2 separate regions of the Homo sapiens genome follow, and region 2 is linked to region 1. Evidence: chromatin contacts called from ENCODE Hi-C or POLR2A ChIA-PET data. All regions are on one chromosome and are shown on one strand. Each heading gives the region's core, a stretch centred on a gene start or an enhancer-like site at or near the end of the contact. The rest is flanking DNA. Distances are from core to core; before and after follow the strand shown.

The links. A loop is a pair of places that touch in the nucleus more often than their neighbours do. ChIA-PET counts read pairs that join two places held with the same protein, here RNA polymerase II (POLR2A).
Region 2: a map of chondrocyte shows a loop between it and region 1 (2.0-fold over the local background). The contact joins two enhancer-like sites. A Hi-C loop is called at or near these places in 1 of 168 maps with a recorded cell type or tissue (chondrocyte). POLR2A ChIA-PET finds 5 or more read pairs at or near these places in 1 of 52 experiments (BJ).

Annotation. Positions count from the first base shown.
Region 1 is chr13:105,441,024-105,446,249 of GRCh38, reverse strand. No RefSeq gene overlaps it. Among named protein-coding and RNA genes, the nearest start is that of DAOA, 22 kb to the left of the region's middle. Within about 2 kb of position 3,154, at least 2 of the 41 ENCODE cell types and tissues checked have a DNase peak (open chromatin) inside an H3K27ac peak, as active enhancers do.
Region 2 is chr13:106,504,882-106,510,107 of GRCh38, reverse strand. The region is part of intron 2 of EFNB2 (ephrin B2); the gene reads left to right. Among named protein-coding and RNA genes, the nearest start is that of EFNB2, 28 kb to the left of the region's middle. Within about 2 kb of position 2,072, at least 5 of the 41 ENCODE cell types and tissues checked have a DNase peak (open chromatin) inside an H3K27ac peak, as active enhancers do.

The DNA.
Region 1 (5,226 bases), core at 1,905-4,404:
AGTCACCTTTATTTTAGCATGAAATGGCTTAAAAATCAGATTATTTTTCTTCAAACATCAGATATAATTTCCATTAAGGAAATAGAAGTCTTTATAGTGATTGATGGAGAGAAGTTATTTTGGCATAAAAGGAAAATGTGCTTGGGTGGAATACCAGAGCAGACAGCTATGAGCTGTCAGAGAGAAGAACTTGTGGGGAGCAGAGGAGATGGGACCTTGAAAGCTGGGAGAGAAAGGCACAAAAACAGCAATGCAAGAAGTATATTTTAACCACTTTCAGTTTCACTACTAGCTGCCCCTACAGAGTGATTGTGATTAAAGAAACTCTTACTAACCGATTTTTAACCCACGCTGAGTCTTCCATGTATCTTAGCTTGATTTTTTTTGCCCTCAATCACGTGTCTACACTAGATCAAGTGCACCATCTACCAAATCAAACACTCGTTTTTAAGTAGGGTGTAAACTGTCACTAAGGAATGTTTGGGTCAATGTCCACCTATAGATACTGCTCTCACTGTACTTGAGGCAGTATTGGAGAACTTATGTTTTCTATGGAAGACTTAGAGCATTACTGGAAAAGAGACGGCTTTGTTTCCTTTCATATTAAATGTCAAGGAGAGGCGGTAAAGCCTCTCCTCTGTTTTTCTATAGAACCCAGTTCAGGGCTGTGTCTCATCACTTACTATCCTGTGTATTATTAATGATCAATTCATCTACTCCTCACCAGACTGCAAAGTTTTTGAGGAAAGAACTCCTTCATTCTCCACTATCTACACAGACTACGTATAAATTAACAATGAATAAATGAACAAATGCCTTCTTCATATATCTTGACTAGTCTATATGTTGTTAGCATTATATTTAAATACCACTTTTTCATAAGAGTTGTGGATTAGAAAACTGTGAAGGGATTGTTTGTTTGTTTGTTTTCCTTAAAAAATTAATACTTGCGGCCGGGCGCGGCGGGTCACGCCTGTAATCCCAGCACTTTGGGAGGCTGAGGCGGGCGGATCACGAGGTCAGGAGATCGAGACCATCCTGGCTAACATGGTGAAACCCCGTCTCTACTAAAAATACAAAAAAACATTAGCCGGGCGTGGTGGTGGGCACCTATAGTCCCAGCTACTCGGGAGGCTGAGACAGGAGAATGACGTGAACCCGGGAGGTGGAGGTTGCAGTGAGCCGAGATCACGCCACTGCACTCCACCCTGGGTGACAGACCGAGACTCCGTCTCACAACAACAACAAAAAATAATAATAATACTTGGACAGGAAGACCACAGCTATCACTTCTAGATCTAAACATTCTTCAAGATGAGTGGAGACAGAGGTAGAGTGTGTGCTGGATGGATATAGGAGTGGACTTACTTGGTTGTCATCATACGGTTGTACCATTTCTTTTTAATAATGACTGAAGATGACATTGGGAATAAATAAACATAGACCTTTGAGTTTCATAGCCACTTAACTCCCTAGTTTTGTTTTTCAAATTAGTTGAGAGGTGATACTTATAGCCATAACTTTAATAACATTACCATCATCATCTCAATTGTGGCAGCTACAATGTCAAGAAACTCACAAAGTTAAAATGTGAAGAAACTTTAGAGGTGGTTTGGTGTGGAGAAGATTGATGTTGATACGATTCATGTATCTTTCAGGATTCCATGGGATTGCACTCTGTCATCAATTTGCTCTAAGGACTATGTCTGAAAAAACTTATTGTGTGTCATTACTGAAATACTCAGCAGTGGTTTGGTTTCTGAATACTTTTAAAGCATTCTCTCTCTTCTCCGCATTATACCATAAAATATATCTTAGCATATTATTGTTTTCACTTGCCATTTGTTTAATATATGAGAATATATTAAAGCATATGCCTTGAATCAAATGCTAACCAGATTAAACTATATCTAAGAGAGTGTGTCTTTTCAAAACAGATTGTGAAGTTGTGTTCTGGTTCCCATATTACTGCCATTGTTCAATATTTTGGGACTTCTATTTTGGAAATGCATTCAGTTCCAACTTGTAGCCCCTAAGAAATGCTCCCTACATCTAAAGGCTAAGATGCCCTCCTTTATTATTTTTCTGATCAAATATTTAAGAAATAAGCTTCAAATATTTGTTAAATTTTTCTCAAAAGTAAAATTTTTATGTTTAAAATATGACAATCTAATTGTCATCTTTAATGTATTAAAATCTTTTATATCCAGTTTTTATTTTATTTTATTTACTTATTTATTTATTTGAGATAGGGTCTCACTCTGTCACCCAGGCTGGAATGCAGTGGCACAATCTTGGTTCACTGCAACCTCTGCCTCCTAGGCCCAAGTGATCCTTCCACCTTAGCCTCCCGAGTAACTGGGACTACAGGCCCACATCACTGCGCCTGGCTAATTTTTATATTTTTAGTAGAGACGGGGTTTAGCCATGTTGGCCAAGCTCGTCTTGAACTCCTGACCTCAGTTGATCCACCCTCCTCAGCCTCCCAAAGTGCTGGGATTACAGGTGTGAGCCATATATTCAGTTTTTAGAAGATCATTAGAATTCAAATGTTGCCAGACTTTAAGTGTGGGTCACTATCTGATGGAGGGCTTCTCTTAGAAGATGTCCCCAATGGCAGGGCCTTGTTATAAAGGTTGGAAGAGAGATAATCCTCTGACTAAGAGGCCAGAGAAGCAGAAGATTTTTTTTCATCAGATTTCACGTCAGTAGGAAGACAGAAAGGAGAAGGAAGAGAAGGCATGAACAGCATATGTGTGAAGTAGAATCTTAATAGTGTGCATCTTTTAAGTCAGGATTCCGTCTACTGTTGGCCAAAATAAATCATTATTATCTGGTGGTTGGAAAAAATAAGGACATTCCTTGGTTTTCTCCAAAAACTTATTTTGGTGTTTCTTAATTACCCTTAGGAGACCTTAATGATCAACACTGTATCAACAGAGAAAGTGGAATTTTATTCTCTTATAGAACAGTGATGTTATTATGCAATGTATTCACATAATTATTTACAGTTCTTCAGTTCTAGATGACTGATACTACAGAAACCTGAGATAATCCCTGCTTCCATTAGTTTGGGTGGAACTTTTGTTGAGAGACTTGAGTCATACTGAATACCTTGAATTACTGCCAAGAGCTGGTGATCATCAAGCTTGAGTTAATACCAATGTTATGTTGCTATGGAGAGGATAACTGCAGGAGAACAATCATCATGTGGTAGGTTTTACCACGTGGCCTGCTGAACTCCATGCTCAAACTCCAACTACTTTTAAGTAATGACATTAAAAATCATATTTTCCATTTATCTGTGGAAGCTAGTGAGTAAAGAATAAGATAGAGTCTACTGAACCTATAGAATGTTACTAAGTATTAGGTGTTGTATTTAATTTCCAGTTTGTCTAATGCTGGAGGCAATTTTACCTTCTCCTACCAGTGAAAAAGTTTATGCCAGTAAGACTTGTGATTTTTGTTCTCCCCCAACACATGCTTCTATATAAATTTATTATGGGAAAAGTGATATTAATAAAAACTTTCTGGAACAATTATAGATAGAGTGTGGTCTGGTGTGACAGATATTTTGTTTCTTCACAACATTCATTCTCTGAGTATTCACCATGGATCAGATATTCTGTAGTTTCTGTAGTAGATACAAAAGCTTTACAAGGTGTATTTTTCCACAAAGAGGTTAGCTAGATTAATAGTGAGAGGATACATCAAAGAACATGGAAATGATTTTTAGAGAAATGAGAGCAAATACTAAAGTATTGAATTAAGTAAAACAAGAAAAATAGCTCCTCCCACCTTCAAAAACATTGGTGAGACCAGGATTGTGGAGGGCACCTTGGCAATGGGCCTTGTAGCTCAGTGAATGGATAAAATGTGTACACAGTGAGAAGAGAAGAAAGTGTCTACACAGAAGTTAGTTTTTGTTTAATTTGATATTTTCTCTTTACCTCGTTCTAGTCAAGATGACCTGAAGCCTTCTAGTGAAGAACCAGCCAGGCAAGTTCCACTTCTTAGGGCCGTTAAATCCCTTCTCTTATTAATGATGTTAATTGCATTTGGATCTCCATCCAGATATTTGCCCTACCTTAATTTCATGTTAATGTGCCATGGGCTAAAGAGGCAGTATTTTTTAAACGCATCTGTAAGTTTCATTTATGACAGAATTTCTGTAATAAAAGTGTAGTCAAGAGTGTTGATGGAAAATTAGGGTGACATAAATACGTGAGAACTGGAAAATGTATAATCTTAAACAGTACACATTATTTTTATTATCTCTCTTTCCCACAGGCTGATGAGGCCTGGGATACTAATATAAAAACCAAAATTAGAAACTTCTCCTCTGTGGTGTTTATTGCTTCGCCTGCAGTGCATGAAATCTTAATTCTAAAGCTCTAACTCACAAAATCTGACATCGTTTTACCCTCTGACACGTCAAAATCAGGGCCTAATTGTTCCTGTGGTTGTGAATTATGAACAAATATACTTTCTAAGAAGATGGATTTTTCATTTAATTTTCCTTTTCAGCTTCACAATATGTACATATACAGAGGTTGCCTGCGATTTTAATATGCTCACACCTACAAAAACACACAATACACACAAACTTTCAAACGTAAGCACACAGATCTGTAAACATACACATGAAGATTTGTTGCAACACAATTCATTCTCAAATCTATTTCCTGTTATGCTTATGATTAAGATCTATAACTTCTCAGGGTTGATTTATTTGTTTTGTACGAGACTGAGTAAAGCTAAAGACCACGAATATGATGGGTGTTGCTAAAATAAACTTCTCAAGAGACATCAAGTTTTAATCTGCCATATTTCAAATATTCCCTGTTGAAATATAAACATAAAGGAACCATTAATTATATAAAAATAGAAATACATTTGTGACTTTCAGAGCTGTCACCGAATAGATATTGGAAGGCAGGTTATTTAGAGGACTCATGTAAGACAGAAAAGAACTACGCACAGATCACCGATGATGACACAGTTATGTGGAGAAAGTAATCTGCCACAGGTCACCCAGACAGGGAGTGGGAAAGTGATGGCTCCGTCCTCGATCACTTTTATATCCCTTTCATTCCAAAGCCAAGCATGTTCTATAAAAGCAGAAATCTCTGTACTCTTTTGACATCCTAACTCCTTCTGCTACCCTCATTTACCCTCATACATGTTTTATACAGATGTGGGCTTGTCAGAAAAATCACAAAATTT
Region 2 (5,226 bases), core at 823-3,322, 1.1 Mb before region 1:
AAAGCATATGGTAGCCTGGGATAAATGAATCTTTCTTAATACAGAATTGAGGGTCTCAAGTTTGAAACTACGAGAGGCTATTTGAATGTTGCTTTGGGGGACTGTCATAAGGGCTGGGTGGAGGACTCAGGGCTAAGAAGTTTGCCAGGAAGTCCAGTTGAGACTTTCAGCAGAGTTGAAAGACTTCCACGATGGCGTAGGCAGAGGAAGGCGTTTCAGATACTTGGGAAAATATAGAAGCCAATTTCTCACCCACCCTACAGCAAAGCTCATTGATCTACAAGTTTCCCTAGAAAGGAAATGGGAAATGCAGAGAACAAATGTTAAAATAGTTTTAGAAATTAATATTGACTTTGTATTGCTTCTGCATAAGTTCCAAGACACCAAAACAATGAATGGATTTTAAAAAGTCACTACTTTGCATATCAGACAAATGCACACACACACACACACACACACACACACACACACACACACACAGTCAAGCTCTGTACTGGCTTTTTTGAGAAGGAAAGTGTTTGAAGTTAGTAATTTTTATATCAGTACATTTATAAATAGTGCTAGGTAGCATGACGGAAAGTATTAAAATTTACATGTATATTTTTAACACTTCAAATCGTTGGTTCACTTTGAGACAGTAAATAATATTAGCATTTGAGTTCAGCTTTAATAAATTCTACATGGGTTTAACCCCAAATCTGAGTGTCTAGTTGGTAAGCGCCTTCAGAACGAGCAGTGTTATAATAAATATGTTATTGTGTGCTGGTTTCTTTCCATGGAGAGGAAAAAGAGACCTGATGCTTTGGAGGAGTGCTTGACTTTTCCCCAGTGAGGAGTAGTCCAGAGGGACTGACTTGCATTGGGGAGTACCCTACATGAACAGCATTTCAGAAGAATTAAACCAGGAACCTAGAGTCCTACTTGCTAGTCCTGCTTCCTAAGCTTAATGAGAAAGTCAATTTTATTTCTTTGAACTTTAATTTATTTCCCTAAAAAACGCTTTTAGTATTGTCATTGTTCTGGCTAATGATGGCGGTCTCCTCCAGTTTCAAGCCACCTTAGGGCTGGGCATACAAATGCAATATAGGATCACTTGTTAGTGTGGTTTCAAATGGACATGATCCTCTGTAAATTCTTTAAAAACATTTAATTTGATTTGTGGTGTTACCTGCTTTAAAATATAGTCATCACACTTGTGAGTTTCAGACGTGAATATGAATTTTTAATTTGAACTGTATTTTTAAACACACTAAGTATTAACTAAGTCCCCTTAGGAGATATGTGGCAAACTGATATGCATCCTCATTCATTCTTCTCATAGATGGTTATTTGTTTTTTAACTTGTGGCAAAATTATATATGAATGGTCACCGACTTAAAATAGTTCCACTTAAATTTTTCAACTTTCTGATGGGTTTATTGGAGTATTAAATGTATTTTCAATTTAATGATATTTTCAGCTTACCTTGTGCTTATCAAGTATCAAGACATAGCCCCACCTAAGTCATGGAGCATCTGTATATGGGTTTTTATTCTTGTTTAGAATTGACTTTTTCAAGTGACCTATTTCAGTAATTAGCCCTGGGCCTGATTTGCATAATGAGATCTCCTAATCTTCAAGTAATGCAAAGATGGAGATATTATGGCCATGTGGTCTGAAGAGACCTTTTCTTTATTATGTTCAGATCTTTAATTGCCTTAAAAATAGAGTAGCTAATTTACCTAACCTCTAGTTATTTTATTATTGTCTTTAAAGTTTTTTTTAATGTTCATGAAATAACTGTTCTGAAATTGCCTATTTTCAAGGGAAGCTGTGTCTTAGACTTACTAAATGCTCCAGTTGATACTGGGAAAGCCTTCTTGTGTTCGTAGCCTTTATCCGTAGAGTTTTCTTTGCAGCATTTTCTGTGCCTGGTTTAGTTTCTTTTCAGAGGCGACACCCAGAGCTGAATGAGTCAGCAGGTTTGGTGTGTCGACCCTTTGCAACAGCTGTCCTTACGAAGGTTCTGTGGGCTGGTTATTCTACCTTCGCATAAAACCTTGCAAAATAACCCACAAAGAGGTTTTCGTCACACTACCAAAATCATGTGAGTCAGAGATGGATGAAAAATGAATGCCATTGTGTTCATACTTTTCCAGTGAACAGTAGCTACAGCAGAGCTGTTAGACAAAGAAAACCGTATTAATGAAGCGCCTCCCAATTTAGCTTCATATGGCTTTTGCATTATTTTGCTGCAAATCCATAGCTAAGACACATCTTGTGGCATAGTCCGTAAGTCATCTTTCCGAAGGACTGTTTGATTAAAGGTTGTTCTGTGAGATCCACCCTGTGTTGTTCATGGCATCCTCTTGGAGGCCTCCCTCACTCTCCATGCCTTGGCAAAGTCTTCCTTAAGGAACACTGAACAAGTCTGGAGAAGCTGCCATTTCTTAGGGCCCTCATTGGTTCAGTTGTCTATAGCTTTTTATTTTTTATTTTTTTTTTAATAAAGAGTATGTAAAATTGGAAAGCTTCACAAACAGCTTTGCTATTTTTTAGACATGTACTCCACTTCTAAGCAAAATCACAAAATAAAGTAAAATGCTTCCACAAATATAATGAAACAATATTCTTAAAGAATCAAAGCAGAAGAACTTCAGAGTCTGTTGCTTATGTTAAGCATATATTTGTTTTCTTCTCTGCTTTTGATTTACTTATTTCTGGGGTGTAGGTTTGGCAAGTAGTACTGAAACGTACTGAATGCACTGTTCTTTAGCAAGATAGTTACAGGAGCTTTCAAATGTCCTCTTAACATATAGATTTCTTTTAGAATATAGAATAATGTGTGGGCTGTATAAAGCGATTATGTGCTTTATTTGATGAATTATTTATGTACGATAAATGTAGCAAAAGCCACATTTCCATCATTAAATGTAATCCCATTTGGTGATACAGCAACATCAGCCTGTCATTTGGGTCCTCTGATTGAGGGGTGAGGATTTCTGTTTGATACCTTGTGCATAATGGCTGCGTTCAAGCATTTAAACTCATTTTTATTTCTAACCTACAGCTGTCATCTTTGTAATAGGATATTCATCAGAATCTTGCCAGAGACTGTGCATTTGGGATCTTGGGGGATACAGCACCACCACCACCCTCCCCCTGTCCAAGAGAAACAGATCAACATCTTAGGTTGAGAGTCTGGGGTCTGGAAGACCCGAGTTCCTGAGTGCCCTTTGACAAGTAACTTAACCCCTGTCTGCCTCAGTCTCTTCATCTGTAAAGTGGGGATAATGACAGCACCTGCTTCACAGGGTTGATGGGAATCCAGATGTGGTGGGATATAGAAAATGCTTATTACTTCCACCTTTGACACCAAATACATATAACTAAGAGTTAACTTTGGAGCAGGGGAGGAAGTGTGAGGCTCCAGGCTGGAGGCAGACCTGTGTTCGGCTGCAAGCTGGAGAGGATGGACCCCAAAAGCTTGGCTGATTTGAAGTCCATCCATAAAATGGAACTCCAGAGAGTTTACACGTTTCAGTAATGCTGCATAACTTAATTATAAGATCTTCTCTCTTTGTCTTCTTTCAGTGTTATAAAAGCTCTTTTGTCCTTGAGCTTCCTTTACCAAGAAACATGCATTTATGTATCTTTTTGTTCATGGAATTGCCCAAGCTTGTTAGCAGATCCTTTGTAAGACCCAAAAGAGACAGACAGGGGAGGAGTCTTCAGATACATATAATCATTTTTCCCAATTTCCATGTTACCAGCCTTGCCAGGACTTTTTCTCAGTTCCCTGTTACACAATGAAAATAGTGTCTCTTTATTGATAATTTTAGTAGCATCCTAATGTGGTATAAATCGTCTTCCAGAGAAGAAAATGTGTCAGGGTTGCGTTATCACTGAGGCTAGCTGGGAAAGTAGATCAGCCCATTAGTCTGATAATTCGAAGCGTTGTTTCTGTTATTTCTGAACATCATGTGAACTCCTTTTCTGGGTGTATTAAAGGTTTTCCCAGTGTGTGTCAGTGAGACTCCTGATTGAATTTAATATGAATAAAGATAAATTCTTTACATTTAAGGATTAAAGTCTCAGCTTCTGCTTAACTTGAGATTGCACTGAGAAACTCCTGGCTCTCGGGTATAGCGGAGTCACGACCTGGGGATGTCTGTCCCATATGGCTCTGTGTGTAAGAAGAAAAAGCTGCTGTGGACGGAGACTCTGTTCACATTAAATGACATCACCTAAGCCATCATGACAGCAAGAATTATTTAGGAATTGCTCAGAATAAAACTGCCTTCATTATTTCATAAAATGTATCTTGGTATCTTTAGCACCTTATTTATGGCTTTTTAAAGGTTCACTGGGATTTATAAATAATTGGACAATGCTAGAGACCTAGTACAAGAATGAAAGAGGACAGGCTTCTTTCTTAATAACCTTTAAACATTCATCAGGAAGATAAAACTTTAAAGCAAAATAAAACACATGAAAATAGCCAAGATGCACAGACCAGACAAGCAAATACTACTTTAACTTATTTGTATAGTTCTTAAGAGTCACATTTGTTCCTGAAGTTTCAAAATCTCGGGCTGAGTGTTTGATCACTTAGGGAAGTGTTGTGGCCTTCACATACTCTTGTCTCACTTTGAAGTCTAGAAACACAGGTCTTAGAGCAATTTTTATCACTGTGAGAAAGCTGAAACTTAGTGTGAGTAGCTTAGTACAATTCAGTTGGCCATCAAATGTCAGAAACAAAACTCAGTCCAGGGCCGCTGGACCCTTAGGCCGGCGTTGTTAGTTTACAACAGTGCCTCCTGGGTCCAAACATCTAAGTGCACATGTAGCAATAGTAAAGATAGTATGTATGCATACATAACACATATGTAGAGACAGCAGAGTATACGTACACACATGTTGCATACATAGCAACAGCAGAGAAGCTCATGAACTATAAAGGATGGACTGTATGCTTGTATCAGACATTTTGGTACTGACGCTTTGTCATATATTGTGTAACATATAACCAGCTTGCAATCATCTGCCCCCAAAGTTGAACTAAGAAAATCCTACAGGGTACTAGGAAAGGAAGGCCATTGGGAAAAGGTGGTTATAGTGGCAATTTGTTAGCTCTTATGAATTTTCTTTTTCTTTTTAGACATACTCTTAATTCCATTTTTTCAATAAATCTATACTATTTTGTGTTTTTATGTTAGCAAGTACTTTAAGCCCCTCAATAGAAAG